Linked DNA regions of Homo sapiens: all the other regions are linked to region 1. The links are chromatin loops, found by intact Hi-C in ENCODE. Cell type or tissue: heart left ventricle. All regions are shown on one strand. Links, peaks and the distances in the headings refer to the core of each region. The heading gives the core; the rest is flanking DNA. Region 1 overlaps HDAC8 (histone deacetylase 8). Region 2 holds the start of RPS4X (ribosomal protein S4 X-linked). Region 3 has its middle 6.1 kb from the start of ERCC6L. Region 4 overlaps HDAC8 (histone deacetylase 8). Region 5 overlaps LOC105373250 (a long non-coding RNA gene). Region 6 overlaps NHSL2 (NHS like 2).

What was found. Hi-C counts contacts between places; a loop is a spot of excess contacts. Peaks named below come from ENCODE experiments on the same cell type or tissue, not always from the same donor. Only the 100,000 strongest peaks of a DNase experiment are listed, where the experiment ranks them.
Region 2: a loop joins it to region 1, with 2.9 times the contacts of the local background. A loop is called at or near these places in 4 of 110 quality-filtered maps.
Region 3: it touches region 1 in a loop (8-fold over the local background); 43 of 110 quality-filtered maps call a loop at or near these places.
Region 4: a loop joins it to region 1, with 5 times the contacts of the local background. A loop is called at or near these places in 6 of 110 quality-filtered maps.
Region 5: it touches region 1 in a loop (2.7-fold over the local background); 34 of 110 quality-filtered maps call a loop at or near these places.
Region 6: a loop joins it to region 1, with 4 times the contacts of the local background. A loop is called at or near these places in 5 of 110 quality-filtered maps.

What each region holds. Positions count from the first base shown.
Region 1 is chrX:72,537,988-72,543,208 of GRCh38, reverse strand. All of the region lies in intron 4 of HDAC8 (histone deacetylase 8), which reads left to right. Among named protein-coding and RNA genes, the nearest start is that of HDAC8, 32 kb to the left of the region's middle. In heart left ventricle, for the core only: a CTCF peak has its summit at 2,691; no DNase peak of the experiment used is centred there; H3K4me3 peaks cover 303 bases; H3K27ac peaks cover 278 bases.
Region 2 is chrX:72,274,743-72,279,963 of GRCh38, reverse strand. It overlaps RPS4X (ribosomal protein S4 X-linked), which reads left to right and starts at 2,716. Exons shown (of 7, transcript NM_001007.5): 1 at 2,716-2,771; 2 at 3,730-3,807; 3 at 4,240-4,420; 4 at 4,814-4,911. The coding sequence starts at 2,769. RefSeq lists enhancers at 2,897-2,966, 3,137-3,216. In heart left ventricle, for the core only: a CTCF peak has its summit at 2,626 (motif pointing right); a DNase peak (open chromatin) is centred at 2,663; H3K4me3 peaks cover 1,839 bases; H3K27ac peaks cover 564 bases.
Region 3 is chrX:72,242,549-72,247,769 of GRCh38, reverse strand. It overlaps a transcript of PIN4 not described here. Among named protein-coding and RNA genes, the nearest start is that of ERCC6L, 6.1 kb to the right of the region's middle. In heart left ventricle, for the core only: a CTCF peak has its summit at 2,098 (motif pointing left); no DNase peak of the experiment used is centred there.
Region 4 is chrX:72,379,566-72,384,786 of GRCh38, reverse strand. All of the region lies in intron 9 of HDAC8 (histone deacetylase 8), which reads left to right. Among named protein-coding and RNA genes, the nearest start is that of CITED1, 76 kb to the right of the region's middle. In heart left ventricle, for the core only: no CTCF peak of the experiment used is centred there; no DNase peak of the experiment used is centred there.
Region 5 is chrX:72,306,753-72,311,973 of GRCh38, reverse strand. It overlaps LOC105373250 (a long non-coding RNA gene), which reads right to left. Exons shown (of 3, transcript XR_938441.2): 2 at 3,376-3,531; 3 at 233-272. It also overlaps a transcript of CITED1 not described here. Among named protein-coding and RNA genes, the nearest start is that of CITED1, 3.4 kb to the right of the region's middle. RefSeq lists enhancers at 2,811-2,860, 2,587-3,088, 5,005-5,054 and a silencer at 4,781-5,075. In heart left ventricle, for the core only: no CTCF peak of the experiment used is centred there; a DNase peak (open chromatin) is centred at 2,963; H3K4me3 peaks cover 2,176 bases.
Region 6 is chrX:71,997,008-72,002,228 of GRCh38, reverse strand. All of the region lies in intron 1 of NHSL2 (NHS like 2), which reads right to left. Among named protein-coding and RNA genes, the nearest start is that of NHSL2, 89 kb to the right of the region's middle. RefSeq lists an enhancer at 4,857-5,221. In heart left ventricle, for the core only: a CTCF peak has its summit at 2,921 (motif pointing left); no DNase peak of the experiment used is centred there; H3K27ac peaks cover 86 bases.

The DNA.
Region 1 (5,221 bases), core at 482-4,481:
CTGAAACCATCAACACTCCAGAGTCTGCCAATACCTGGGTCAACCAAAACCAAGTATGGACTACACAAGGACATAGCCAGTTAGCCTTCAGCATACAACATAGCACAGGGGTTAAAAGCAGGAACTCTGAAGTCACACTGCCTGGGTTTGAATCCCAGCACTATCACTTTCTATGTCAACTTGAACAACTTAAACCCTCTTTTCCTCAAGTTCCTGACTATAAAAGGGAGATGATAATACTACCTACCTCAAAAAACAGTGTGATATGATATGAACTAATATGTGTAAAGCACGTAGAATAGTGCCTGGCACATACTGAGCACCAAAAAGTGTTTGCTCTTAAATTGTATATGAATTACACTAACTGAATCATTCAGGTGTGAGACATCAGTGAGATTTCATTTGGGCACAGACTCATCTGCCCATGCCAAAAATTGAAGGACTCTTTATAAACCTTTGAAGTGAAATTCAGTCATCTGCCCATAGACCTCCTACAGCAGCAGCTCCTTGAACTTCACGCCCTTCCTCCGCATGATCACTCATCCAGTCTTTTCAGTACTCCTTGGTGTACTTTGACTACCTTGTCTCTGCAATTAGCCCCAGCAAACCTAAGGCTAAGAGACCAGTTATGTCATGAAAGAGGTGCCAGATTTCCAGCAGCATCATGGTTGGTCCACCGCCTCATTCTCTGGGAAAGTTGTTGACCAAGACGTAGTTGGGTGGACCACTCAAAGGGACCTTGATATAATCTGATTATAGGTATGCTTTCTCAGCTCAACCTCAGCAATCTCTCTTAAATGTTATTCTGAGCTGGGTGGTAATGGAGTGATTACAGTAGCACCAACTCCAGGCTAAGCCTCAAAGTGTGAAAATGATGTATATTCACTTTCAGTTCAAGGTACCAGGACTGGGAGTAAATTACTTGCCTCCACCCTCACTTCCTGACCCCAGATCAGCTGGATCACTCTACCCATTCTCACTGATAAAGGAAAAAGATCAGACTGTTATGCTCAGTGACCAAAGTAGAGATTGGGAAAGTATGAACAAAATTAATGACAGCAGATGTGAAAAGAAAGGATAGCACTTGAGAGTAATTTGGGAAGTATAATTGACAGAATGGACATGGTGATCAATTGGCTGTTGGGGGTGAAGAGAAGGGATATGTCAAAAATACCCAGTTTCTTGTTAAGTAGATGGAAATATTATAACTAAGACTGGAAATAACATACCAAAAAGTACATAGAAGTATCAAAGGATTTGTGACAGAGAGAAATCTGAGTGGGTAAAATGTATAGGCAGGAGAAGGTGGTAGAGAGTAGATTGGTTGGTGGGTGTCTGATTGACATCCTAAACTTAATATGTCCAAAGCTGAACTTGCAATCTTTCCCTCCCATATGGCAATCTTATTCTTCTAGTTGTTTAAGTCAAACATATCAGAATTGCCCTTGACTCCTTTCGTTCACACCTCAAATTCAATCTGTAAAAAAACCCTGTCAACTCTGTCTTCAAAATACATCCAGAATCTGACCACCTCTCACTACCTCTAGCACTATAACTCTAGTACAAACCATGATCACCTCTCTCACTGATTATTGCAACAGCCTCCCAGCTAGCGTTCCTGCTTCTAGCCTTGCCCCCTTTGGTCTGTTCTCCACACAACATTAAAATTACCCTTTTAAAACAAATTAGATCCTGTCACTCCCCTGCTCAAAACACTGCACTGGCTCCCTGTTCCACTCAGAGTAAAAGCCGAAGTCCCTACCATGGCCTACAAGGCCCTGCACAATATCCCCTTTTCTCCTCTCCCTGGTAAAACTGCTATTCTCTGCTTTCCCTCACTGTTCTTCAGGCACTGGATTCATTGTGCCCCTTGGACATACCAGGCATGTTCCCACCTCTAGGGCTTTGCCCTTGCTATTCCCACTGCCTGGAATGCTTTTCCCCCAAGGATGTCCCTTCACTTCCTTCAAGTCTTTGCTCAAATAACACTTTCTCACTGAGGCCTTCCCTAACCACATTTTTAAAAAATTTGCGCACGAGAAAAAAAAAAAAAAGCCTCCTGTCATCCTTTTCCTGTTTTACTGTTCTCCATACCATTGATAATTGGAAAAATTACCTAATCTACTTGTTAATTATATCTATTTTGTTTCACCCTCCCGCCACCACTAGAGCATAAGCTTCATGGGGAAGGGAAGTTTTGTCTGTTTTGTTCCTTACTATAGCTTCACTGCCTAGAACTCTACCTGGCACATAGTAAGCCCTCATACAAGGCCCCAGCTCGTATTGTTGGGGAATGGACAAGCGTGAAAGTTGCAGTAGATGGGCAGGACAGAGATGAATAGGAAATGTTAATTCCCAACCCTTTAAGAGACTGTCCATCATAGTGTTACCAGTTGACTTACTGAATGTTAAAATGTTTGGGAAATAAAGTTATTAAATTGGAATGATTAGTTAATGCCTTCTCAAGATAGATTCTCAATAAATATTTGTTGAATGAATCAGTGGTAATATCTTGACAGATATCAAATTATCAGGACCGGGAGAGAGAGAAGGTGAGAGGTTCCACGTGGCAGTCAGAGATTACAGTGCTCACAAAGTCAAGCAGTCAGGATGTCAGAGATTCCAGCATATTGAACATTACTAGACTGTGGGCTGTTATATAAGCTTCACATTTTAACAAAAAAAAAAACCACTAGAGGGAGTGCAAGGTTAAATCAAGTATGTTCTCCGCTTAATGAAATTCTATTAACGTCATTCTCGTTTCTATTTATTGATCTATGTTCATCTAAACTGTTTCATCAGGTCAGAGCATTCTGCACCATTTTCTTTCACCAGTCCAGTATCTGACTCATAATAGGTCTTCAATAAATGTTTATAATTTGAATAAAAGAATGAAATAATGAATATTTAGAATCAACAGACTTTTCATCTTGAAATTTGTTTTGCTAATTAACAGTGGTTAGTATTTCCATTAAGAAACCATTCTTCAGAGTTCATAACCTGGCTGATAAAGATAACACTCATGATCCTTAGTCTTAAAGAATCTTTAGGCAAGAGGAGGAAAAGAGTCAGACTTGGAGTTTGTGTGCCTTATTTGTATAAATGATAGTGTCAGACAAGAGTGTATGTTGTAAAGCCAGAGCTAGGAGTCACTAAAGCCCCAGTCAGGCCTCTGCTCCCATATCAGCTCTTTCCTTCTCAGGAGGGGTGGGCAGCTGCTGAAGGATGCGGTTCCTCTGGGCTTGTTTGACCCCACGGGAATCATTAGCTCTGCTTTTGTACATGGGGATTTCACTGCTTGAGAAACCTGCTGTCCACAATGTGCTTGAGAGCTGTAGGGTTGTTCAGGAGAAAGAAAGTTAAACAGACTTTGCTTATTGTCTTAATCATCCATTGTTCTCACTGAAATTCTCTGAAGGGATTTTGGGTGTCTGGATTTGCAGCTTTCTGACCTGGGTTATTGTTGGGGGTGCGGAGCTCTTGTCTAGTTATCATCTGATGGCTGAAGCCTCCAACTGCCCTGGATCCAGGCCCATGAGCTGGGCCCTCATATTAGGAATTTTTCATTAATGGAATCATTTCAAATGGTCTGACAAAATAACCCTTTTTAAAATTTTGATTAACATTTTTTAAGAATGGTTTTAGATTTATAGAAAAATTGAGCAGATAGGCCAGGCACGGTGGCTCATGCCTGTAATCCCAGTACTTTGGGAGGCCGAGGCGGGTGGATCACGAGGTCAAGAGATCGAGACCATCCTGGCCAACATGGTGAAACCCTGTCTCTACTAAAAATACAAAAAAAAAAAAAAATTAGCTGGGCATGGTGGCGCATGCCTGTAGTCCCAGCTACTCGGGAGACTGAGGCAGGAGAATCACTTGAACCCGGGAGGCGGAGGTTGCAGTGAGCGGAGATCGTGCCACTGCACTCCAGCCTGGTGACAGAGTGAGATTCCGTCTCAAAATAAATACATAAATAAATAAATAAATAAATAAAATTGCACAGATAGTGTAGAGTTTCCATAAACCCCACACAGTTTCCTCTATTGTTAACATCTTACATGAGTATGAAACATTGTTACAATTAACCAATATTGATACATGATCACTCATTACAGTCCATAGTTTATTCAGAGTTTATAGTTCCTTAGTGTTTACATAATGTCCTTTTTCTGTCCCCAGATCCCACTAGGACACCACATTGCATTTAGTTGTCTCCTTAGGCTCCTCTTGGCTGTGTCAATTTCTCAGACTTTCTTTAATTTTGATGACCTTCACAGTTTTGAGAAATACTGGTCATAATACTCAGTACTACATTTTTCAGTGTGTTTTATGTATTTTAATGTATTTTTCCATCTATTTAATGGAATCTTTTCAAAAGCCTGAGAAACACAACCCATTTTTATTGCTCTTCTCAACACCTATTTTTATGATATGTCTGAACCGTTCCTGAAGCTAGTCCTTGCTAGAGGAGGGCAAGTGTCTCTAGCATTGGTGAATTTTCTAATACAGTATAGACTCCAGAGTAAGCCTTTCTATTTGTTTTCTGTTGTCACCAAACCCATCCTGATATCTTTTCTCAGGCAACTTTAAATGGAAATTGAAGGTGCAAACTCAAAGTTTGTATCTAAAACTAATTGATCTTTTGCCTTCTTTTTTCTTCTGATGTCTTAACTGTAGTAAGAGTCCTAATTTTTCAGTGTCAGTGTTTAAATATAAGAACCAAGGGACCGAGAGCAGTAGCTCACACCTGTAATCCTGGCACTTTGGGAGGCCGAGGTGGGTGGATCACCTGAGGTCAGGAGTTCGAGACCAGCCTGGCCAACATGGCAAAACCCCGTCTCTACTAAAAATTAAAAAATTAACCAGGTGTGGTGGTGCGCACCTGTAATCCCAGCTACTCGGGAGGTTGATGCACAAGAATCGCTTGAACCCAGGAGGTGGAGGTTGCAGTGAGCCGAGATGGTGCCACTGCACTCCAGCTTGGGTGACAGAGCAAGACTTCATCTCCAAAAAAAAAAAAAAAGAAAAACAAAACCAAGGGCTAAGAGAAAGGAAGTAAGTTGCATAGAGCCACATTATTCCACAGCTTTACCTCAATATGATTTTCTACCCCAACTTGTCTTTAATATAACTGTATTATCACCAAGATAAAACTCATCTTTTTTTCAGCATATTTGCAAATATTTAATCCAACTACCCACTCAGATTCTTATACAACTGA
Region 2 (5,221 bases), core at 713-4,712, 260 kb after region 1:
CTTGTATTAATTGTGGGACATCCACTTAATGGAATATGATACAGCTGTTAAAGTAGTAATTATGAGGATTATGCAGCAACTTGGAAAGTGTTTCTAATATAATAAAAACAGAATACAAAATGGTCTGTATGCTAGGACTAAAATTATGTAAAAGTATGCATGCACACAAGCCGATCAGAAAGAGAACAGGAAGAGGAACAAATGAATACAGATGATGTGTTTAGGGTGTTTGGGGAGGTACTGTTTGCGATTTACTTAGCTCTTTCCAAATTTCCTTTATTGTTGTTAGAATGTCATTTGTGCATAAATACAAATTGAGAGAGAGAAATATACTGAAAAAGATGCTTTGATTTCCTCAAGTCCTTTGATAACCTATGGCATAAAAACAAACCACTCACCTGGGAGGCAAGAGACAAGTCCCCTCATCCCCAAACGGGCTGTGTGATCTTGATTAAGTGAGATCTGCAGCTCTAACCAGCCATTTCTCCTATCCTCTCTAGCTGGAAAGCACATGGTTATCCCCCCACTCCCACAGCAACTTCTCCACCATTTCTGTTAATTGTACCACCATCTTCCCAGTGCTCTCAGATTAAAAACCTCAGAACCAACTTCCATTATCTCATCACCTTCACCTTCTCTCTACTCCTCACCTCCAATTAATCGATCCTTTCCAATAATCACTTATAACATGCTTTATTGTGGATTGTATCCCAGTTTTAGACAAGGAGGAGTTCCTGCCCTCTTAGTTAATACTGTCTGCTTGGTTAATACTGTCTGCTTGAGAAGAGCCAACAATGTTTCCCTCTCTTGCTCCTCTGCAGACTGCTGAGGGGTAAAGTGGATGGTACAGATAGAGACTTGTGAAATGGAACCTCATGAGTTAGGAGCTTGATCTCATGGTGGGAAGAATTCAGGCACAGGCTGGATGCTCTCAGGGATAGTACAGTAGGACTTGGCACAATAAGTGGGATGCTGACTCCGTTTATTCATTCAACAAGTATTTATCAAGTGCTGGACACAGTGCCGAGCTCTCTGTTCAGTGGCAAGGGGCCTGCCCAGATGAATTAGGGCAGGCTCCATCCTGGAGGTGCTCAGTTTGGTGGAGGCCAGGTAACTAAATTTGTCCTTGCTACCTAATGTGCTGTGTGCCCTCACCAAGTTTGAACACAAGCCTCTGGGGCAAGAATGAGGGATTTACCCTGACTGAGGGGACCACGAGCCCACAGAACCAGAGGGACTTGAACTGTGCATTTCCAAGGCTGAGGTGTGGGATTAGGTGGTACCCAGGAAGGGGGTTTGGCTGTTTGTGGCAGTTCCAAGCTAAGGAATCGAGTCCACAAGCAGTCTTGAAAGAGCTGACTCTAGCCAGGCGCAGTGGCTCAGGCCTGTAATCCCAGCACTTTGGGAGGTCGAGGCGGGCGGATCGCTTGAGTCCAGGAGTTTGAGACCAGCCTAGGTAACATGGCGAAACCCCGTCTCTACAAAAAAATAAAACTACAAAAAATTAGTTGGGTGCAGTGGCGTGCGCCTGTTGTCCCAGCTACTCGTGGGGGCTGAAGTGAGAGGATCGCTTGAGCCCGGGCTGTCTGTCGAGGCTGCAGTGAGCCATGCACTACAGCCTGGGTGACAGAGTGAGACCCTGTCTCCCAAACAAACAAACAAAAAGAGCTGACTCCCTCGGAACAAACTAGCTTGGTGGGGCTTGAGCTTTGAAGTTTGGGATTGGGGAGAGAGAGCAATGGAGCCAGATAAAGTTCAGACCTGCTCCCTTACGGCAGGAAACAGAGGGCCAAGGGCAGTTTCGAAGCAGGATCAGATCTACATTTTAGTTAGATATAACCAGACGATTTCTAATATCCTCTCTCCTCCCTGAGTCTCTATAAGTGCCAAATGCGTTGTACAGGAAGCAAGGGGGAGGATGTCAGAGTTCAAGCAGAGAAGCAAGAGGGGGTTAAAAACGTTGTTGGCTCTTCCCAACTCAGTATGGGCTGCCTGGCTGGCTCAAGGGAACACAAAAAAGGGACAGACAAAATACGTTTAAGAAATAACATTAAATATTTATTAAAATGTATTCTATTGATTATATACAAGTTCTTTGTTTTGTTTTGTTTTGTTTTGTTTTTGAGACGGAGTCTCGCTCTGTCGCCCAGGCTGGAGTGCAGTGGCGCGATCTCGGCTCACTGCAAGCTCCACCTCCGGGGTTCACGCCATTCTCCTGCCTCAGCTTCCCGAGTAGCTGGGACTACAGGCGCCCGCCACTATGCCCGGCTAATTTTTTTGTATTTTTTTTTAGTATAGACGGGGTTTCACTGTGTTAGCCAGGATGGTCTCGATCTCCTGACCTCATGATCCGCCCGCCTCGGCCTCCCAAAGTGCTGGGATTACAGGCGTAGAATCATCTGTACGTGAGACTGGAAGTAAGCTCACTTTGAACTCTCCTTGAGGCCAGGGATGTTGTGTAGCTCATCTTTGTATTCCCAGCACCTAGCACAGAATAAGGCACACAAGAGGCGCTCAGCAAATATGGGAGGAGGAAGGGCGGAAAAAGGGGAGGGAGGAAATCGCCCTTAGGAGACACCCTCTTTCCGCGGCGGTTCCTCAACTCGGGACTTCTGACCTCCCACCAGCAGATGGCAAGAAAGAGTCCCGGCGCGCCAGCAAAGGGCTGAGCTGGGCGGAGCAGCTGAAAATCCGGCGCGCGCAGTCTCCAGCCCCAATTTCTACGCGCACCGGAAGACGGAGGTCCTCTTTCCTTGCCTAACGCAGCCATGGTAAGCCGTTTAGTTAGCGAGCTCTTAGGACGTATCCGCCTCCATCCTCCCCCGGCCGGGGCTGCCCGAGGTTTCGGGATTCCTACTGGGGATGGCCGGGCAGAGGCGAAGGGATCACGGCCTCCGTGGTAGGCCGGGACGGGCTCCAGGGCGAAGGGCGAACGCTGGCCTAGGGTTGGGGAGGCGCAGATCTGGTGCTGCTGTTGGGAAGGCCTCGGTTTCTGACCCGGCCATACGTCCTGATCCCGGGAGAAGCTGCTTTTCCTCCCGGGCCGGAGCCGCGGCTGGGCCAGGAGCTCAGACTGCGAGCCCGAGGTTGGTGGGCGCTGGGGGTGCCCGGCGGAGAAAGGTTTTCTTTGTCATTGCCTTTTTGGCACGGCCTGACTTTACCATACGTGGCCGGTAAGCATCTGGACACAGCATTAAAAAGGCTTCCTTACTCTTTTTAAAGTAAAATTGGTGTCAGCTTTTGGCTTTAGTGTACGAAGGAGCAGCACATGTGTTTGTGCGGATGTCAGAATCTTGTTCCATACGTGTCAAAAACAGACGGTAATAAATTGTGAAAACTTTAGAAACACAGGTAGACTCCTGGCTCATTTCTGTTGCTGTGCGTTTCACTAGTATGGTGTTCTTGAAAGACCCTAACCTCTAAGCAGATACAGTTTCAAACAGTAACATGGAAACACTTTAGCAAGGTTCTGAAAGATAGTAATCAGTAAACGTTCTGAAACATAGTAACCAAGAATATTCTCTGTTACAATAAGAAGGCTTGTTGCAGCTTATGGATCTCACGGTGTTTGTTAAATAACTGTGTTTGTTTCTGTTTTATCGGAACACTATACTTTAATATTGTCCACATTTTGCTGAAGATGAAACTAAACTAAGAGTTTAGTTTCACACTAGGTTTTATAAGCTGTTCTGAAACCTGATTAACAGCATTGCAATCTAAAACTTTCAGGCTCGTGGTCCCAAGAAGCATCTGAAGCGGGTGGCAGCTCCAAAGCATTGGATGCTGGATAAATTGACCGGTGTGTTTGTAAGTATCTTATATAAATATTTCCGTGGCCACTGTTTTTAAGTGTCTCCCAGGACTCATTTGGGGACCAGGCTAGGGGAGGAATATCTATTCTTGGCTTCCTCTGCCCTTGAAGGAGCTATACTATCTAGCTGTCCTCCACTTCCAATCGATTTAATATTTTTGTGCCTCATTTATTCCACATACCACATAGTACATTTACATGGACTCAGGATTCATGTTCTTAATGATCCTGGTCCTCTGACAGGGAAGATGCTATAAAACTTTAAGGTATGAAATAGTTTTGGATGCTTTTTACACCTCCTGTGTAAAAGTCCAAGTTGGGTGTAATATGGACGGTCTTGGTGTTCAGTTAGTGGATCTGGTGGACTAGGAGGTAGGTTTGAGTGCTTTAGTGAATCCCAACAGTGATTATCATTTTTAACGTTACAGGCTCCTCGTCCATCCACCGGTCCCCACAAGTTGAGAGAGTGTCTCCCCCTCATCATTTTCCTGAGGAACAGACTTAAGTATGCCCTGACAGGAGATGAAGTAAAGAAGATTTGCATGCAGCGGTTCATTAAAATCGATGGCAAGGTCCGAACTGATATAACCTACCCTGCTGGATTCATGGGTAAGAAGTTTTAAATACTCTGGAGACGCATATTGATGGCAGCCCTATGGTATCCAAATACTGTCTTGATCATTTTTCTAACCTTTGTAATCTGTCAAGTCTCAGAAACAAAGCCTGACCTTCCCTCTGTTTTTTACTTAAATAAAAAACATGCAAATAATCATGAAACGCTTTTCAAAACTAAATTTCGATTCACTTTTAAATTTTACATGCAGTCATGGGGTTTTGAAATATTGAAGATCTGGCCGTGATCTTTAATCTTCAGAATCCTTGTTGGATTAGAACTGGGAGGCACATGGGGGTTCTTTTTGTTTCGTAGAGAGCTATGGTTGTTGCTCGGCATGAGGTAGTGGGGATCACTGTATGTAGTAACCGGTTACTGCTTGATTTCAGATGTCATCAGCATTGACAAGACGGGAGAGAATTTCCGTCTGATCTATGACACCAAGGGTCGCTTTGCTGTACATCGTATTACACCTGAGGAGGCCAAGGTGAGTGTGGCAAGCAAGCTGGGTCTTTACTCAGTATAGTTACTTTGTTCTAAGGGCCTGCATTGAGTACGAGTGCTGCTTGCAATGAGGTGGGTATTGATTAGTTAAAATCTCATACCTGGAAATATCTAGCTAACAATTCGATGAGATTCTGTCTTACATGTAACTTTTTGTCATGTTATTAAAAGTCTGGCTGATAGCTGTAGGGCATTGATGGATACCTAAAATTGGCCCCCATTTGAAGTTAACTTCCTCAGCAGATTTTCTTTTTTTGTGGTAGAAATGAATTCCAGTTGAACCGCGACTTCCT
Region 3 (5,221 bases), core at 420-4,419, 300 kb after region 1:
ATGGCTGGGAAGCCAGTTCTCTGAAACAAACAGTTCTTGACTTGGATCTGGGCAAGGGGCCAAGACCTTTGAAGGGCTGTAGAAAAACTTCACCTTTGCCCCCACTTCCCTCCTGTTGCCCTCAAGAGCTTGTAGTTTTTACTACCTGTCTCTTTTAGTGCCAAAGAGGAAGGGAAAAAGGCCACGCCTATTTGGATTAGATGCCCACTTGGAGTCCCTTCTTGGGCTGGCACCAGGGAGAAGCCTTGACCCCAGGTTTTGTGAGAGGCACCCATGCTATGTAGGGAGGGTTTCTCTGCTGCTGCAGAAGGAGGATAAGGAAGCTACAGGAGAGCTCATGGGGAGCTCCCAGAAATGTCCTTGACTTGGGGAACAAGTGGGTACAGGGCATCTGGAGAGTCCAGCGACACTGGGCTCTGGCTGGAGCCTGTTCATCTCACAGCCAAGCATGGGTGGCTTTGTCCTAGCACAAGATCTGGGAAGGGACTAGAAGAGGGCTGTCTAGTTCCTGGGTGTAACTCAGAATCCTCTGTGTTACTTCCAGGTCCATCTGGAGGCAGGTATAAAAGGGAGACAGGGGTAGTATTGGCAAGAGAAGTGGCTGGGATGGGTATGCTTGGCCCTCCCCACTTCCCTGATTTCTGGTCCTCATTATGTCTTTGGATATATCATTCCCACCCAAGGCCTCATTCTAGTTCTCTAACAGAGCACACAGTGCTCTCCTTTAGGATTACTAATTGACAGATCATCCATCCATCCATCCATCCATCCAACAACTATTTACTGGTCAGCCATTATGTGTAGGGACCATTCTGAGCTCTGCGAGGGTATAACTGTGAAAAAGACAGAAATGTTCTTCACAGAGCTCACATGATCACGGGGGAGCCAGACAGGTAACCAGGCAGCTACATTCCATGGAATAAACCCAATGATAAAGGCAGGATGTGGGATCACAGAGGATGACTTGTTGAGAAGGATCAGGGAAGGTTCCTGGAAGCAGGGAGACCTGCACTGAGACAAGAGGAGTGAATAGACAATAGTGAGGTGAAAAGGGTGAGTCCAGGCAGAGGAAACTGCATGTGGGGAGGCCTGGAGGCAAGATCTGAATAGCTGGAAGTTGTTCAGTTTGAGAAGAGATCGTGTGCATGTATGTGTAGGGGTTGTGAAGAAGTAAGACGTGGCCAGAGAGGTAGTCAGAGGCCAGATCAGGAAGGCCTTGTAAGCCATGGTAAGGAGGCAGGACTTGATCTTGAGGGAAACGAGGGGGCTTTGAAGGATTTAGACAGGGCCATGGCATGATCAGTTTGGTATTTTTGAAAGATGATTCTGGTTTTTGGGTAGAGATCAGATAGTGGGGGAAAGGCACAAATAGAAGCAGGAAGACAAGCCAGGAGGCTAGTGCAGTCGTCCAAGTGAGACAGAATGGTGGCATAGACTACCGTGGTGGCAGTGGAGATGGAGAGAAGTGATTGGATTTGGGATGTATTTTAGAGGTAGAGCCAACACGACTCACTGATGAATTGAACTTGAGGGGCAAATATGAGGCAGGCCTCAAAGACACTTCCCGGTTTCTGACTTGGACCACTTTGGGGGTTGGTAGTGCCATTCATGGAGATGGGAAATATTGAGAGAGCAGGTCTAGGGGAGAGAGGGTGAGTTCGGTGCCATGTTGAGTTTGAGCTTCCGGGGTGACATGTCCTATAGCCATTTTGCCATCTAGGTCCAAATCTCAGGAGAGACGATGAGGCTAGAGACAGAATTGTGAGGCCTTGAGAGCCACTGAGGTAACCCAAAGGGAGTGGAGGATGCCATGTTTTGTGCAGTGGGACTGCCTTGTCAAAGGTTTCTCTATCCTTTGGTGCCCACTTCACCCAAACCCCGAAAGGCAGGTTTAGAAGGCTTTCATCAAAGACTGTGAAACTTAGGGCAAAGACCCTGCAGGTAATCCTAACTCTTGGCTCCCTCCCTTCCTCCCAGTCCCTGTCATTTCCACAGCATCCTGGGCTGACTTGATTAGTTTCCAAGAAGGGTTTATCCATCCCAGGGGCCAGGCCAGCTGCCATTCTTAGGAAATTCAGTTTCTGGCTCCCTCTGCTGGCAGAGCTGGAGATGACTGTTGGCTGGGGCAGCCTCCATCCCATGGCTTTCCTCCTCCTTCCTGCTTCCCCTGGGAGATTAAACCCTCAGTCTCAATCTTCTATCCCCTACCCCCAAATCCCACCTACTTTATAAGAACCCTAGCTAGAAATGGGGTGGGAGAAGCCTAATTAGGTATCTGGGAAACACAAATTCTTACTGTTGGCAGAGCTTGGTGGCTCACACCTGTAATCCTAGCACTTTGAGAGGCTGAGGCGGGAGGATCGCTTGAGCCCAGGAGCTGGAGAACAGCCTGGGCAACATAGCAAGACTCTGTCTCTACAAAGTATTAAAAAAATTAGGTGGATGTGGTGGCACATGTCTGTAGTCCTAGCTGCTAAAGAGGCTGAGGTTGGAGAATCGCTGGAGCCTGGAGGATCACTTGAGCTCAGGAGTCTGAGGTTACAGTGAGCCGAGATCACACCACTGCACTCCAGCCTGGGCAACAGAGTGAGACCCTGTCTCATAAATACATTATTACTGTTTCTAATCAATTTCATCTTTTTTCCTGCCCCAAACCCACTCTCGGCTCCTTTTTTTTTTTTTTTTTTTTTTTTTTTTTTTGACAGGATCTCACTCTGTCACTCGGGCTGGAGTACAGTGGTGTGACTCTGCTTACTGCAGCCTCGAACTCCTGGGCTCAAAAGATTCTCCCATCTCAGCCTCCCAAGTAGCTAGGACTACAGCACACACCACCACACACAGCTAATTTTTGTGTTTTTTGTCTGATGAATCATGTTGCCCAGGCTGGTCTCAAACTCCTGGGCTCAAGTGATCCTCCCACCTCGGCCTCCCAAAGTGCTGGCATTACAGGTGTGAGCCACCACACTTGGCCCCAAACCCACTTTTGATCTCCTTGTGCATGAATACTTCATTTGGTTATCAAAAACACTCTTCCATTCTCAGTCCCCAAGAGCAACATTTTGCTGGCACTCCCTCCTCATATGCAGGGAAGCCATGATGTGTGCTGGAAAAAACGCTGGGTTGGGATTGAAGGTACCTAGGTTTGAGTACTGTTTCTGTCACAGGTTCAGGGTCTGACCTTGGACTGGTCACTTCCTTCTTTCCCATTGGCAGTTCCCTTACCTGTGGCATTAGACTGGAGTCCAAAAAACCGTTTCAACTCAGCATTCTAGGCTTGCTCCAACCATCTTAGCCTGTTTAGTTTTCATACACATCAAGCCCTCTCCTGCCTCAGGGCCTTTGATCATGCTATTCCCTCTGCCTGAAATGCCCTTCCCTTCCCTTTTTGTTTGGTTAACTCCTCCCTACCCTTCAGCTCTTAGATCAAATGCTACTTCCTCAGAGAAACCTTTTCCAGCCCTCCAGATTGGGTCAGATACCTCATGGTATGCTGTCATAATTGCCTGTAGTTTTCCTTCTGAGACCTCTTCATGTCTGTAATTTTCCAAGTGTTTGTGTGATTATTGTTTCAAGTCCATCTTCACCATGGAACTTTAAGCTCTTTGATAGCAAGGACTTGTCTGTTTTTCTCACCACTCTACCCCCAGCACCTGGATCCTTACGTGACCATCTTGTAAAGGCTCAACACATATTTACTAAATAAATGAATAAGTAAATGGATGAATTAATCCTTTTCTTCACCTGTCAGCTGCTTTCTATATCTAACTAGCATCATGTTAAAGAGCAAAAAGTCGAAAGCCAGACTGCCTGGGTTTGGAATTCTGCTTCACCATTCACAAGCTGTGTAAACTTGTGTAAGTTATTCAATCTTTCTGTGCCTCAGTTTCCTCATCTGTAAAAGGAGGATGATAATAGTATACACCATCTAACAAGGTTGTTGTTAAGGATTAAAAGACAGTGCATGTAAAGTCCTTAGAACAAGGCCTGGCACTTCAGTGCTATCTAAGTAATAGCTATTGTTCTTATTCGGCCTCATCCATCTCTCCATTTATGCATTCTGAACCCTCCCACAAAGCCTCATTATCATATTTCCGGCCTGTGAGTGCGGATGACTCAGTGTAATTTGAAGATTAGGTTGAAAAGTTTTGTTTTTTAAAATTCTTATTATGGAAATGTTCAATCATACACAGAAGCAGAGAAGAGGATAATGAACCTCTGTAACAAGCTTCAACAATTATCAACATTTTGCCAATCTTTGTTCATCTGTACTCTCCTTTTTTTTCCCTCTGTACTGGAGTATTTTAATGTAAGTCCCAGATGTCATATCATTTTGTCTGAAAATACTCCAACTTGTATTTCTAACAGATGAGGACCTTAAAAAAAAAAACAGCAATACCATTATCACCCTTTTAAAATTAACAATAATTAGGGAGAGCTTTTTTTGTTTATTTTTTTCTGAGACAGAATTTTGCTCTTGTAGAGGCTGGAGTGCAATGGCATGATCTTGGCTCACTGCAACCTCCGCCTCCTGGCTTCAAGCCATTCTCCTGCCTCAGCCTCTCGAGTAGCTGAGATTACAGGCACCTACCATCATGGCCGGCTAATTTTTGTATTTTAGTAGAGATGGGGTTTCACCATGTTGGCCAGGCTGGTCTTGAACTCCACCCACCTCGACCTCCCAAAGTGCTGGCATTACAGATGTAAGCCACCGCACCCAGCCTAGGAAGAGCTTTTTCCTTTTCTTTTCTTTTCTTTTTGAGATGGAGTCACCCTCTGTCGCCCAGACTGGAGTGCAGTAGTGAGATCTTGGCTCACTGCAACCTCCGCCTCCTGGGTTCAAGCAATTCTCCTGCCTCAGCCTCCCAAGTAGCTGGGATTACAGGTACGTGCCATCACACCCGCTAATTTTTGTATTTTTAGTAGAAACGGGGTTTCACCATGTTGGTCAGGCTGGTCTCGAACTCCTGACCTTGTGATCCGCCCGCCTCGGCCTCCCCAAGTGCTGGGATTACAGGCGTGAGCCACTGAGCCCAGCTGGGAGAGCTTTATAAACCCCATTCCCTTGAGAGACGCTGGGGGAATGGGAGCCCTTGATTGGGGTAGATGCATAATGAGGAACAGCAGATAATTAATCGATGTAAAGTGTTTTGAATGGGGCCTGTCACATAAGAGGGATATAGTAGTAACTATTATTTTGACTCTCTTTGATTCTCTCCATTTA
Region 4 (5,221 bases), core at 710-4,709, 160 kb after region 1:
ACTGGGTATCTAGGACACAGCAAGGACTTATTCTTTTACAAAATATCCTTTTCTGCCTTTGGAATTTTTAACTAAATACATATATTACTTACTCAAACTTTTTCAATACAATGGTTTTAAAGTAGTTTATGCTAGAATGTAACAGACTTTTTGCAATTATTGTCAGTATCTCCTCAACTACCTTTAATCTAGCCTCCAAAGTTAGGGCGGGCAGGCTAAATTGGGGCCCTTGTTTGCCCTGGTGTCTGGCTCTAGAGTCTATCCTCTTACCAGCTGGTTGTACCCCCCACCCCAATGCAAGAATGATTCAAAAGTTAACCAGGCACAGAAGGGTGGAAAGTGATTCCAGCAGAGCATAACAGCCTGAGTAGAGTGGATGCATGTGGGTTTCTGTCTGTGTGCAACTACAAACAATTGTGTAAAAATTGTAAGGTGGAAAATGGTAAGAGATGCAGCTAGAGAGGTGTTTGGAGGCCAAGCTGTGGAGCCAACTCTTTATTAGTCATGCTAAATAGCTTAGACCCTCCTACCAAAGTTGTGGTGTCCCTAAAACTTTTACAGTAAGGGAGTAACAAGATCCATTTTGTATTTTTGAATTTACTTAGGCTGCTGTGTAAAGGATGAATTTGAGAGGGACATGACTGGAGATAGGAAGAGCAACTCAGAAGCTGTTAAGAGATGATGCAGGCCTGAATTTAAAATGTGAGCTAGGATTTGAACTCAGGCCTGCCTGACTCCAAAAATCAAATGTTATTATATTTCTCCATCTAACACACTGCCTGAAGAAATGAACAATTGAGTTTCTTTGTGCCAGCTTTCCCCACACTGATGCCAGAAGTACACCAGCAGATATATGTCTTTATCTACACTGAGACAAAGGGGAAAAGGCTACCTCTTTTTTTTTTTTTTTTTTTTTTGAGATGGCATCTCACTCTGTCACCCAGGCTGGAGTGCAGTGGCGTGATCTTGGCTCACTGCAAGCTCCGCCTCCCGGGTTCACACCATTCTCCTGCCTCAGCCTCCCGACTAGCTGGAACTACAGGTGCCCGCCACCATGCCCGGCTAATTTTTTGTGTTTTTAGTAGAGACGGGGTTTCACTGTGTTAGCCAGGGTGGTCTCGATCTCCTGACCTCGTGATCCGCCCGCCTCGGCCTCCCAAAGTGCTGAGATCACAGGCGTGAGCCACCGTGCCCGGCCAAAACTACCTGTTAATAAAGCCTGTGGATTCACAAAAGCAATTCTTTGTGAAGAACGAAACCTCAAAGTACATGGTTTGGCTATTTTTGTCAAGAATTCTTGCTTACAACATCTTGGGGAAACTTCCTTGGGGAAAGAGTAAGTTTGTATCCTGCCTTGTTCTTTAAATATTTTGCTTTACTATTAGTGTAAATTATCCAATATAGTTTATACCTCAGGTATAGAAACTTTTAGAGAGGTGTATCATCCATAAATCCATGAATTCCCAATTTCAAAAAACCAGAATACAAATAGCACTGTACAATTAATGCAATTATACATTTTAATCTTTGATTATTCAGAAGGGAATTCATGAATCTGGGGATCTCAAGGTCAATGTTAGAAACATCATTATCATAAGCTCCTAATAGGGCAGAGTTTCTTAATGCTGTATCCCCAGTGCCTAGTACATAGCAGACTTTCGATGAATGAATAAGTGAATGAATGATAGAGGACTGTAGCAGTAGACTGGGTAGACCCTTCTGATCCTATAGCTTTCCTAGGACCAGTTTGTATGCTTTTCTTTTACATCCTTCTCCTATAAGTAGAATACGAAATAGCAAGGCTGAGAAGATTGATCTATGGGAGCTTTTTTAGGGGGAGAGGGAAAAATCATCTAATAACTCAATCGCTTTTAAACAGCTTTAGCAAGATATAATTCTCATATCACAAAATTCACCCATTTAAAGAGTGCAATTCAGTGGGTTTTAGTATATTCACAAAGTTATGCAACCATTACCACTACCTAATTCTGGTATGTTATTATCCCCCCTAAAAGAAATCCCATGCTCACTAGCAATCAATCTCCTCTCCCCCGACCCCCTGGAAACAACCAATCTACTTTCTGTCTCTATAGATTTGCTATTCTGAACATTTCATATGAATGGAATCCTGCAATATGTGGTCTTTTATCACTGGCTTCTTTCATTTAACCGAATGTTTTAAAGGGTCATCCATGTTGCAGCATGTATCAGTACTTCCTTTATTTTTATTACCGCATAGGAGCTTTCTGAGCCAGTAATTTGTGGTTTGGGTTATCACAGCGTTTCCTACATTTGGACAACTGAGGGAACTCATCTGAAACTGAAAGGAAGCCAGCATGAATACAACCTAGAGTGAATGAGATTACAGCCACCCTCATCTTTGGCAGTGGCATATTTGTGCTGAGCCAAAGATCTGTCTTAATAGGATGGCAGGCCCAAGTTATGCGTTGTGACCTCCTGGTGGCACTGGTCTAGTCTAGGAAGGGCTCATAGGTGCTGGTATAACAGGATGAGGCAAGTGCCTCATAGCTTGTGTTTCTGGCTTGGGCAGAGCTTGGGTGCAATTCCTCGTCTTCAGACATCTGAGAAAAGTATGTCGGGATCTCCTGGTTGCATTTGTTCTGTTTGCCAGTGGGCAGAGTACACTGCACTGTGCAGACAGGTTAGACAGTTTATTGTAGGCTGATGAAAGCAGATTAAAAAACCATCAGCTTGGTGGGAAACTAGCTCAGAATCCAATCCAAATGTCAGATGAAATATTTACACAGCCAGGAGATAAACCAAGGGAAACAGTGTGCCCTTTGTGTGTGCTTCTGAGTGTGCAGGCACACACAGAGCTGCTGACCATTTGTCAACTTCCAAGATTTATTCTGTTGCTTCTGGCAAGGGACAGCCTAATGATTTAATAGCTTGTCAACACCTACACAGAGAAACAAGGACTGGCACTTCCTCATTTCTTATTTTCTTTGCTTTAAATAGGAATTTCTATTCCAAGTCACTGGAACCTGGAAATCAGACTGTCAGATTTCTCTTGACTTGAGTGCACAGTTCCTGAATCTGAGCATGATGAATGTTATAACTTTCCTATTATACAAACACAGGGTTGCTACCCTTTCAGAATGACCCATTGAGTTCATATCCTAAAGCTTGAGTGTTTGCTTCAGACCATTGCCATGAGCCAATTTCAAATGGAGTGAAACTGTTTTGTTTCTGTCCCATGAACCTCTTGAGTTGAATGCCTGCTTGAGCAATCCAGTGCCTGGTTGCCACATTTACATTTGAGATGGAGAAGTTGTTTAGAGGATTTTAGTGCAGAAGATTGGATTTCGTATGCAGAGTATTATTCTCCAGGCATCCTTGGGCAGTTGTGAGTTCCCTGAAAGAAGAGACCATGTCCTCTTCAACTCAGCAAACCCCACAGTGCCTAGCACAGCACCTAGCACACTGTCATCTTGGTTAATTCATTTTCAAACAATTCCACCAAGATCTATGATAGAATGACAACCAGAGGGTTATATTTTATATTAGAATAATGCCTTCTGTATACTGGGTCTTTATCCCAAAGACAGGTAGTATAGCAAAATGGTATAGAGCTCTACTTCTCAAAGTTTAATATGCATATGAATTACCTAGGGCTTGTTAAATGCAAATTCTGATTCAGTTCCTCCAGGCTGAAGCTTGAGATTTTGCCATTCTTGCAAGCTCCTGCACGATATAATGTTGCCAAACCAGGTACCACATTTTGAGCACCAAGAATCTAGAGCTATGCTATCCAATATGGTAACCAGTAGCCACTAGTGATTAGTAAGCATTTGAAATGTGGCTAGTCCAAATTGAGATGTGCTGTAAATGTTCAGTACACACCAGATTTTAAAGACTTAGTAAGAAGAAAATGTGAAATATCTTATTAGTAATTTTATATTGGTTATATGTCAAATTGATAATATTTTGAATATGTTAGGTTAAATAAAACATTCTTAAAAATAATTTCACTTGTTTTTTTTTTATTTTTATTGTGGCTACTCAGAACATTTTTAATTATATATTGGCTCACATTATATTTCTACTAAACAGCACTGGTCTAGAGTAGGAGTAGCAAACTTTTAGAATAAAGGGCTGGGCCATAAATATTTTACGCTTTTCAGACCATATGATTTCTGTCCCAACTACTCAATTCTGCTGTTGTACACAAAAGCAGCCATAGACAGTATGTAAATGAATGAGTATTGGTTGTGTTCCAATAAAACTTTACTTACAAAAACAAGTAGAAATGGTAGCCTTGAAAACCAACAGCCTACAATCATGGTGAAAACCAGCAGCCTGGCAGCCACCAGAGGGAACAGAATATGGACTAGAATGTTGGAGCTCCTTCCAAGCCTCATTTCTGAACAATTAATATTTGGCCTGTCTAGTGGTTCCTTGAAAGACCCCACTTGCAAGGCTTTTTTTATTAGGCATGATTCAAGAGTGTGCTCAGTGTGAAAAACTTTTTCCTTGGGGTATTTGTCAAAAATAATTAGAGACAAATGATTAACTTTACAGCTGCCTATGGTAATAGGTAACAGTTGTGGTGAACATTAAGCTAACCAAAAAGCTTAAAAGTAAATGCTGGGGAATGAGATGTCCATATGGAGCTTAGAAAACCTCCAACAAATACCTGGGAATCTAAAAGGCTATGCATATGCACAGGATGATAGGCATTCCCAAGGCTGTGCACATGCTCAGAAAACACCTAAGAAAGGCCAAAGTTCTCACCTATGGCTGAACTTCAAGCTCTGTACAAGTGAAGTGCTAAGGCAAAGTTGCCCCCAACATACACACAGAGCATCTTGGTAAAGACTGGGAGACTTACTGGCTCCATGAATTTAAGCAATTCTCTGTACAATCATTAGCTGACGACTAACCTAACCAAGCAGAGACTTCTGTGACCCCACGTGACAAAGAATCCAGACTTTGCAGAATTAATTTAGAAAAGCCACTAAACAGGCCAGGTGTGGTGGCTCATGGTTGTAATCCCAGCACTTTGAGAGGCCGAGGCAGGTGGATCACCTGAGGTCAGGAGTTTGAGACCAGCCTAGCCAACGTGGCGAAACCCCATCTCTACTGAAAATACAAAAGAAAATTAGCCGGGCGTCATGGCGCATGCCTGTAATCCTAGCTACTTGGGAGGCTGAGGCAGGAGAATCACTTGAACCCAGAAAGTGGAGGTTGTGATGAGCCG
Region 5 (5,221 bases), core at 703-4,702, 230 kb after region 1:
CCAGTGACTTCACCTCTTTGAATCTCAATTTTCTATAAAATGGAGATAACTGACCCCACAGGGGTAGCATAAGATTAAAAGAGATAATGTATATGAAAAATAGTTGTAAAAAATTTATTATGGAAATTAAAAAACATATACATGAGTAAAGAACACATTATAGGCCAGCGCGGTGGCTCACACTTGTAATCGCAGCACTTTGGGCAGCCGAGGCAGACTGATCACTGGAGCTCAGGAGTTCAAGAACTGGGCAACATCATGAAACCCCATCTCTACAAAAAAAAATACAAAAAATGCAAAAACACAAACAATTAGCTGGGCATGGTGGCACGCGCATGTAGTCCCAGCTACTCTGGAGGCTAAGGTGGGAGAATTGTTTGAGCCCAGGAGGTGGAGGTGGCAGTGAGCCAAGATCGCGCCTCTACACTCCAGCCTGGGTGCCAGAGTGAGACCCTGTCTCAAAACAAACAAACAAATAAACAAAAACACATTATAATGAAGCCATCTTCAACAATTATCATCTTATTTAATCTATATCCCCTGTCCACTTTCCCCCCACCCTCAACTGGAATGTTTTAAAGCAAATCCCAGACATGCTCTTTTTTCCATAAAAACTTCATTACCGAAGTACTTTACACTTTTTAAAAAAATTAATACATGATGACTGTAGAAAATTTGGCATATGAAGAAATCATGTATGAAAGAGAAAACAAAAATCACTAATAAACTCACCACCCAGAGACTACTACATTTTGGAGTAGTTTATTATTTTTTTCTATATACATATTCGTTTTTAACAAAAGTGGGATCATATTGTATATGTTATTTTTAGGTACATTTTATTTTAATTGTAAAAATAATAAAAGCAGATTACAGAAAATAGAGAGGAAATTACCCATAATTCCTTACCACCTAATATAAAACTCTTAATATTTTAGTATTCTTCCTTCTCATTTTTTTCAATTTACATTCATACTCTTAACCCAAGTGGGATCCCTCTGATTATGTACTTTTCAAATTATGAATCTGTTTTAATTGTAAGAAAGTAATATAATCATACTGCAGAAAAAGAAAAGCAAAATAAAAATATTATCCATAATCCCACTACTCAATTATAATCACCGTTAACAATTTTTGGTGTTAACAGTGATTATAATTGAGTAGTGAGATTATGGATATTTTTTCTATGCACATATATTTTAACAAAAGTGGGAACATAATATTTATGGAGTTTATTAACTATAAACTCATATTTACTTATAAGAATAATATTGCATAATATGGGGAAAAGAGAAGAAAATCACTCATAATCCTACCACTCTACTGGCACTGTTATCATTTTGGTATTTTCCAGACTGTCGCTTTCTGTACATATTCATACATGATTGGAAACATAGTGAGTATTTAATTTTGTTCCCTTTGTGCCCTTTGCAGCTTGGCATCATATTTATGCAACTTTGTACCCAGCATTTTTTATTTCATATTTTGTTATGAATATTTTCCTATGAATAAGAGTTTTCAAAGTCAGGATTGTGTGTGTGTGTGTGTGTGTGTGTGTGTGTGTGTCAAGGTACCAAGGGACACACCCTTACCATAGACATTTAGGTTCCTTTTCATTTTCCACTATTATCAACAATTCTGCTGTAAATATTCTTGAATAAAAACTTGTGCTTTTAAAGTTTTTTCTACACACGTATTGAGTATATGTTTCTGGAGACCACTCTGTAAGTTTATAGGCTGACCTGTAAAAAGTGGTCACCTTTTTTTGGTCCCAAATTTACTCCTGTCATATGGCTCAGGCAGTCCTTGGTTCTGGAGGGTGGGATTTTAAGAAGAAATCTGCATTTTTCTCTCTCTCTCTCCTCCCTGAGTTTATAGACCTCCTTCATCCCCTCTCAGTCTGGTTTTAAAATTAATCATTCAGCAAGTATTACTGAATCTGAAGTGTGTGAGCTGAGGCAGGGACGGGAGGCAAAAGGAAAATAATCAGAAGGTCCAGTACGATAACAGCATTTATTGGCCATTTACTACACTGCGGGCACCAATCAGGCTAAGCAACCCCCACAGATTAGGTACCATTGTTATCCCCATTTAACAGATGGGAAAATTGAAGACCAAAGCATGAAGCCATTGGCCTAAGACTTCACCGCTAACAAATGGCAAAGTAGGAATTTAAACCCAGGCCTACTGACCCCTGAACCTGCACTCTAGACAGCCTCCTTACCCTCCTAGGCAGCGGGGATTAGGGCTGAGGGTAAAAACTTTGCAGACAGCCTGATCCAGATTCAAACACTCAGCCACGTGGCTATGTGAACTTGGGCAATTTCCCGAGGCTCTGTTTCATTCACCTTTGGTAAACCCTACCTCAAAGGGCTGTCCTGGGAATTAAATGAGATGATGGATGGGGAACATGCCAGGCCCAGCGCTGGAGCACAGAGGTTCTCGGTAGGTGACCATCCCTGTCCTCTCCTTGCTTCGCAAGCTCGCGGTCTAGTTGCCAAGTTGGAGATAAGAGTTCAGCGGAGAGCTCTGAGCTCTGCTGGAGCCAACGGGGAAGTCAGTGATCAGAGCATTTTTGCCGAGAAATGCAAATGTCTCCTTTGCTCCCTCTCAGCCTCTGCAACTAACCTCCTCTCCCATCTCCCCAAAAAGGAAAGGGGTGGCTTTTGTGCTTCAAAGCTGAGTGCTTGAAGCCCCTCTCGTTCCTGCTCCCCAGGAGGTAAGCAGTGGAGATGACAGGAAGTCACCAGGGGGGAGACCCTTTCTGGCATGTGGGCACAGAGAAATGTGGTGGAGGGCGCTCCTTTTTCTGCCCTTCAATGGTCCGGATGGGGGAGGGGGCTGGCTGTTGAGCAACTGCTCCGGAGACACTCCAGAAGCCGAGATGAACATATGCCTCTTTCTAACAATTGGCCTGGGAGCCATCCAATAGATGGAGGGCGGATCCACACCTCCCGGATCCGGAGCCTGCAGCGGAGAAGCTGCCGCTGTTGCCAGACCTGCTCCCGAGCCAAGCCGGGGCTGACGGGGAGGGTGGGTCAGGGGTTCAAATTAGTAACATGCAATTCGAAAGCCTAGAGTCGCTCATTCTCCACCACTTAGTTTTCGCAGAAACATTTTTTTTCATCCCAGGCAAACACCAAGAGAACTTGAGAGTGTATTTCACACGCGGTTTGCAGTAAGGCTTTAGGGTGCCGACAGATCCCGCCTTTTATCAGAGGGAGACTAGGCAGGGCCCACAATCTGGCAAGCAAAGTGAGAAAGTGCAGCGAAGATGTGTGGGGTGTGGATGCTACCGGGGTTTGTGTTGGGACAGGGTAAGTGAAAAGACTGGAGCTGTGCAAGGCAGCCTTGAGGGCTGGAGAATGGGTTTACCTGGCGACCAAGACACTCGCCCAAGCTTCCTCCAGATGCCGAGGAAGGGCCTTGATCCGTCTCTCCATTTGCTTCCCATCTTTGTGTCGGTAAGCCGGTCAGTCCGTCAACAAACAGAACTTTGTTAGAAGAGCAAATGCAGGGCACTTGGGGCTACTAAAAAAAGAAAAAGAAAAGAAAAAGAGAACTTCAGGTCTTCAAATCCAATTAAGAAGACAGAACACATACATAGTGAAAATGACTTCGTGACATTCCCTCCCCCCCTTTTTTAACATCAGGACCTTTTCTTAAAGAGTATGTTTTATAAACAGTGTAAACTGAGTCGCTGTTGCTGAAAGGCAGCAAAAAAAGAGCGGCGGGGCCGGGGCGGGGTGGGGGGGTGACAGAGGGGTAATCCCGATGGCCTCCCTGTAAGTGGTAAGGTGGGAATTTCTTGGCCACAAAGAATCCGAATTGAGGTGAAGGAGAAGACCCAGACCTCTTTCCAGTAAGGATTTGTAAGACAACATCTCTACCTAAGAAAGACGAACTCCAAATGCAAAACGTTATTCTTGCTAGACGGGAATGATTATGTAGTTACAATAAAACAACCTGACATCGTGGGAAGGCAGGAGGAATCTCCGCGAACCCTGGGGCAAGCTCTTCGTACCCCGTTGCCTACTGTTGGCTTTTCGGCGAGCCTAGTGAGCTGTACCTGGCCCCACGGTCCGGGAGAGTAGCATTTCTCCGGGTCGCATCCTGCCAGCCTCCTGCCCTGGATGACCACAGAACAGAAACCCTCGAACCCAACCCCAGCTCAGAACTTCTAGAAGAGCCACCGCTGCCATATAGGCCCCCCATGCGACTCTGCCCAGAATCTGGCGACTTTAAGAGGAAAAGGAGCCCCCAGCCTCAGCTCTTCAACGAATGAGATAGTACAGCCCCCCCAAAAGGCAGACAGGCTCCAAGACAGCCCTGCAGAAAACTAATGACCATTCCCCCGTCTCGTGTGCGCCCCGCTCTTCCAGGTCACTCCTTGAGCCCACAGCTCTCTCCCAAAACCCCTGAAGCCCGTTTTGGCCCCCGACTAGATTTAGGTCAGAAAACAGACACTAACGGCTCTCCTTTGCCTCAGTGAAATTACTAAGTGGAATTTATTGGGCAAGTCCACGCAGGGCGGTGGGGAGAGCCGGTGTCCCGGGCCCTGGCCCCCGACAGCTTTAGAAGCCGGGCACTGGCCAGGGCTCCGGGCGAGGGCTGCCCATAGCCCGGACTCGCCAGCCCCACCCCGGGAGCCTTGGCCGGTCCACAGGGCTGCCGGACTCGCGTGGCCGCGTGGACTCCGTTCCCCAGCCGGCCCTTTGCTTTCACACGATCCGCGGTGACTGCACCAGCTCGAGCGCCTTTAAAGGGCCACAGACGCCAGCCGCTGCTATAAAAATGTGCCCGGCGGCAAAGCTGCAGAAGGGGCACCGCTGAGCTGCCGAGAGGAAGCTCGCTCTGCCCGGCTGCCCTCTTGTAGTCCGCCGGCGAGGGGCAGTTCTCGGTGAGGAGGAAGAGAGCAGCGGACGGCACAGCACCCGCGCGGGCCCTCCGTGAGTATCCAGTTCAGATTTTGCCACCAACTCGCCCACGAGCCAGGACATGTGCTAATAATGCCCTAAGCCGGTTATAAAGACGTGGAAATTGAGGGGAGAAAAAAAAAGGGAAAAAAAGGGTCTGTCCTTCCTGGGATTCCTAGCCGAGGCCAGTCTGCTGCCGTGTGCGTGTGCGTCAGGGCTCTCCGGGCGGCAATGGGGGCTTGAGAGCCGGGTCCCCAGCGCCGGGAAGGGAGCGCGGTGGCCGCCACCGCCACCGCCCCGGAGTC
Region 6 (5,221 bases), core at 468-4,467, 540 kb after region 1:
AGTGAGACAATACGGAGTAGTGGGGACTGTGTCTAGCTGGAGAGCACATACTCCATCTAAAGTGGAAGCTGCCACCCGGCCATGCCAATCTAGCTAACTACTGTCTTGGGGGCATACAGATCCAGTATTACCAGATTTTTCTGTTTTTCAAAGAAGCTAGAAATCCAGATTGTATGGAAAGATTACTAATTGCTACATGTTAGCACATAGTTTAAAAAGAAACAAACCACATGCAGACTAAACAAAATACACCTGTGGGCATTATTATTTGGCTCACCAGCCAACAGTTTGCAACCTCTCCATAATGGTAGATGATAAATTTGTCAAAATAAGTGCTGCTGACAATAAGTCCTAGACACATACAGAGGACATGAGTCCCTTGGGCTGGGATGATCTGGAAAGTTTTCCTCAAGGTGAGCCTACCTTAAGGTAGGATTCAGACTGGGCCCCAAAGTATGGGTGTAAGTCTGACAGGTAGAAAGGAGGAGCAAAGAGCTGTTGACAAGACTGAAGGTAGAGACAAGAATGTTGTAGTCAGAGCTCACAAGCGGTGAAGAGATGGGTCTGGCTGTTAAGGCTTCCTGGGGGGAGGGGCAACTTCTGGCCATTCGGTTGGTCTCAGTGGAGGAGGTTTCTCGTGACAAGAATTAGGGATCTCAGTGTGGAGGAAACAAGGGAAGATGGGAAACTGTTACTTAGAGAGTCTGTTTCTGAGAAGCCAGTCAGAGAGAAATAGTAAACACAGACAGACATATACCTCATTGGCAGGGGTGGGAAAAGTACATTTTAGTTAAGTCCAGGGCCATTTCCAGAAGAAGGCAATGTAAAAGTCTATGAGAAGAACAAATAAATAATGCATGATCCTAGCTGCTGACTAGAAACAGGTCCAGAAGGTGGGAATGGGTAAACCGTAGCACAGCGAAACCAGCCATGTTGGAAAGGAGGGCTCTGGCACCATATAAGCACTGTGGAAAGGAAGTAAAAAGCCAGGAATGCACAAAAATCTTGGAAAGTATTTTTTTAAAACACTTTAGTAAGAACATAGGTAAAATATATGTCCACGATTAAAAGCCCCAGGATTTAGAAGCCATTCCCCTACAAGGCTGTCTGACTGGCTGGGTGAATGACTGAAAGGGGCATCTTACTCCAAAGGGAGAGCACAGAGATGTGTGGCAATGCAGGTGTCAGGAAGAATTCCATAGGCCCCACATCAGATTTTGTGACCACTAAAATGACAGGTGAGGCAGGAGAAGGTCATGGAAAAAGCACAAGGGTGATAGACAGGATTATAGCCCCCACAACGATGTCCACATCCTAACCTCTGGAACCTGTGAATGTGTTCAGTTACATAACAAGGGGAACTAAGGTTTGCAGGTGGAGTTAAAGTTACTTATCAGCTGACATTGACTGAAATGGGGAGAAGCTGCCCATCTCATCTGGGTGGGCTCAATGTAATCATGAGGGTTTTTATAAAGTGAAAGCGGGAGGCTGGAGAGTCAGAGTCAGAGAAGGAGATGTATAGAAGCAGAATCAGGGTGATGGGATGTGAGAAAGACTCGAATGGCCACTTTTGGTTTTGAAGTCAAGGAATGCAGGCAGCCACTACACGCTGGAAAAGGCAAGGAAAAGGATTGTCCCGTAGAGTCCTAAGAAGGAATGCAGCCCTGCTAGCATCTTGATTTTAGTCCAGTGAGACCAATCTCAGACGTCTGCCCTCCAGAACTGTAAGATAATAAATTTGTGTTGTTTTAAGCCACTGAATTTGCGGTAATGTGTTACAGCAGCAATATGATACTAATACAATTGGCTTTGGACTCAGATGAATGTAGTTTAATGCTGGCTCACTGTATACCAATACTTGACCTTAGTCTAGTCATTTAACCTCTCTTAGCCTTAATATCCTTATCTGTAAAATGGAGACCACAATACCCTCACTTCATAGAGTTGAGGTAAAGAGCACCTGTAATGATGAACACAAAGGGATAGTACAGCCTCGCACAGAGAAGGTGCTGGGCAATGTTCTTTTCTTTCCTTCAATGTGTTTGATGAGATCATAATTCATATGTAGGACCGGTGGTGTTCTGGTAAGTGTTCAGCAACCAGCTCTCAAAAAAAATGCACAAACGTATATATAAATATACACATACATACATAGGTTTATTATAAATTTACTTATATAAGAATGTGAAGTGCTCAATTTACAGATAATACTGAAATATATAATACTCTTTATTATAAATTCCATATAACCAATGGATTCTCCCATAATGCTTTCATTGATTTTTGCTGAACACATATCAATAGCCAAACTTCGGCCATAACAGAAGAGCAAGTGCAGTTCCTAAATGAATGATGGTTGATATTTTCATTTATGTTAATGAGTAAGAAGAAAGTGAAACAACCAAGAAGTATTGGAACTTGACAATTTTTTTTTAAATGTTGAAATAATTTTAGACTTATAGAAGAGTTGTAAAAACAGTACAGAGAGTTTCTGTGTACCCTTTACCCAGCTTCCCCTTATGTTGACATCTTACATAATTATAAAACATTGATCAAAACTGAGAAATTAAACTTAGTACAACATTAACTAAAGTACAAACTTATTTGGAGTTCACCAGCTTTTCTACTGAAGTCTTTCTTCCATTCTAGGATCCAATCCAGGACCCATATTGTATTTAGTTGGTCATTTATTTTGTAGAATGTCTCTCAATTTCAGTTTGTCTTCTGTTTTCTCATATAATTTAATTTTTAATGATGGCTGTATTTAACAACTGGCTCATACGTTTCCTAAATATTTAACAATTGATTCTCGCAAACCACTACAAGCCAGCCCCAGCACACCACTCTAAGCAAAATTGACAAACAATTCATTCACGGTTTTTTCCCCATTAATTTCACAAATATTTATTGAGCGCCCTCTAGGGGCTAGTGCTGGGGATATAGAGATGACCAAAACACAGTCCTTGCCTGAGAAAATCAGAGATTAGGGGAGGTGACAGGACAGTAGCAGACAGTGCCTGTAGAGCGATGGATACGATAGAGGGTAATAGAATGTGGTGGAGCATTCAGAGGTGGGAGGGCCAAATTCTGGCTGAGGAAGTCAAGGGGAACATCAAGGATGAACAAGAGCTCCCCAGGTCAGACACAAGGAGGTTGAGGGAGGCTTCTCATGTAAGATGATGTGTGAGCTGAGTCTTGATGCATGAGTGGGAATGAGCCAGTCAGCTGAGGAAGCAGAAGGAACAACAGTCACTCATTTATTCCTTCATTTATTAAGCACCTATTAGGTATCCATTCCATACTATGCTCTGGAGATGCTCAAACAGGTAATGAATAAGGGCCCTCCAGTGTGACTGGTGATGGTGTCTGAGCTATCTTGAAAGATGAGGCAGTGTTTGCATGTGTGAAGGTGGTGTCATGAATGAGCATGGGGCATGAGGGCATTGAGTATAGATCAGCAGTGGAGAGGACCCCACGGCCAGACACCTCCTCCCTGAGAGTGCAGAAAGATGAAGGGGGAGCTGAAAGGCCACTGACCATCGTTTAACCTAGAGCAACCAATAGGTTTTGCCAGAGGACAACTAATGCCAGAACCTTCCTATGCAGGCGCCACATGTTCATAGCCCCCTTCTCTCCAGCCCTTCACACTAAACCTCCACGTAAAGATCCCCAGAACTACACTGAGCAGCTTACCCCTGCCTTAGGCAGAAGGATGAGGTGGTGATGATATGGTGTCACAGGCCAACTCTCAACAGAGGTCCTTGACCTGAGACCAAGACGCCCCAGAAAAGTGCCAGTGTTCCTACCTCAGATGCCTTCTCTGACCATAAACTAAAGCAACCCCAACACATACACAACCCCAGCCATTCTCTATCCCATTATACTACTTGATTTTCTTCATAACACTTATTGCTATCTGAATAAGTGCTAATAAGTGCTTTTTAGATCTTTACTTGTTTTTGCTAGTCTCCTTCCATTACAAGTTAAGCTCCTCAAATGTAGAAACCCTTGTCTATCTTGTCTTCAATACATCCCCAGCTCTCAGCTCAGGGCCTGGCCCTTAGGAGTATTTGTGAAATATTTGTAGAATAGATGACTGAATGAATGGATGAACGAATGCTTTTACTAATATTTGACAGCTGTACTCCTAATCCTCTGTGGCCCAAACTTTTGCCCTCCATTTTAAGTCTGTTGCATATTCCTTCAGTACCTTGACTTAGAACTTGAACCTTACAAGGAGGAGCAACACTAACATGCATGAAATTCAGAATGCTCCTGTTGGAACTATTGTGAGAATGCAAAAGATAACAACAAAAACTAACACTTGTTGTGCTAAGTGCCAGCTCCCATCCTAAGCCCTTTATATATATTTAATAAATATCTGTTGAGTACCTGCCAGGTGCCAGGGATTGTTTAGGCCCTAGGGACATGGCAATGAATAAAAGACAAAAATCTCTGCTTTTAGGGAGCCTAAACATTAGCCAACTTAATCTGAAAACAGCCTTAAGATGTAGATCCTGTGATTATTCCCATTTTAAAGATGAGGAACCTGAGGCACAGAGGCTAAGTAACTTACCCAAGATCGCACAGCAGTGGAATGGCAGAGCCAGGCAGTATGGGCCCTGAGCCTGTGTTCCTAACCAGTAGGCTATTCTGCCTCCTGGAGAGCTATGGGAAAGTGCTTGGCAAACTTTCAAAGACTTCGATAAATTTGAATTCCTATCATTCTTGGTAGAAGCACATTGTGTTATGGGGGCAGTAAAGAGACTGGGCCAGGGAGTTCAGAGGACGTGTGGAGGGCAGTGGTCCTGGAGGTGGCCTTTGGCACATCTTGGGCCAGGAGAGCACTAGCTGTGCTGTGACTCCCCAGCCCCTTGCTGGAGACTGTCAGACTTAGCAGATCCACATAGAGTAAGGCTGCACGAGGGAGGCTGTAAGGCCTCCCCACTGGCACGTTCTTAGCTCTTTGTGGGTTTTTCTTCCCCCATTGTTGTCGTAGAGTCCTGTCCTGATCCCCCTTCTACCGATTTGTTGCCCTTGTAGTGGCCCTGCCCCACCCACCTTGCCACAGTCCTCCCATTCAGCCTCCTAGCCCAAGAAGACAAAGGAAACTTTGACTGTCCCCCACTGGGCTTTTCTGATATTCTGTTTCCATTGGAACAAAGAACAGCTCACCAAGTGCTCTCTGATCCTTGGAATGAGAAAGGAAAATAGTTTATCA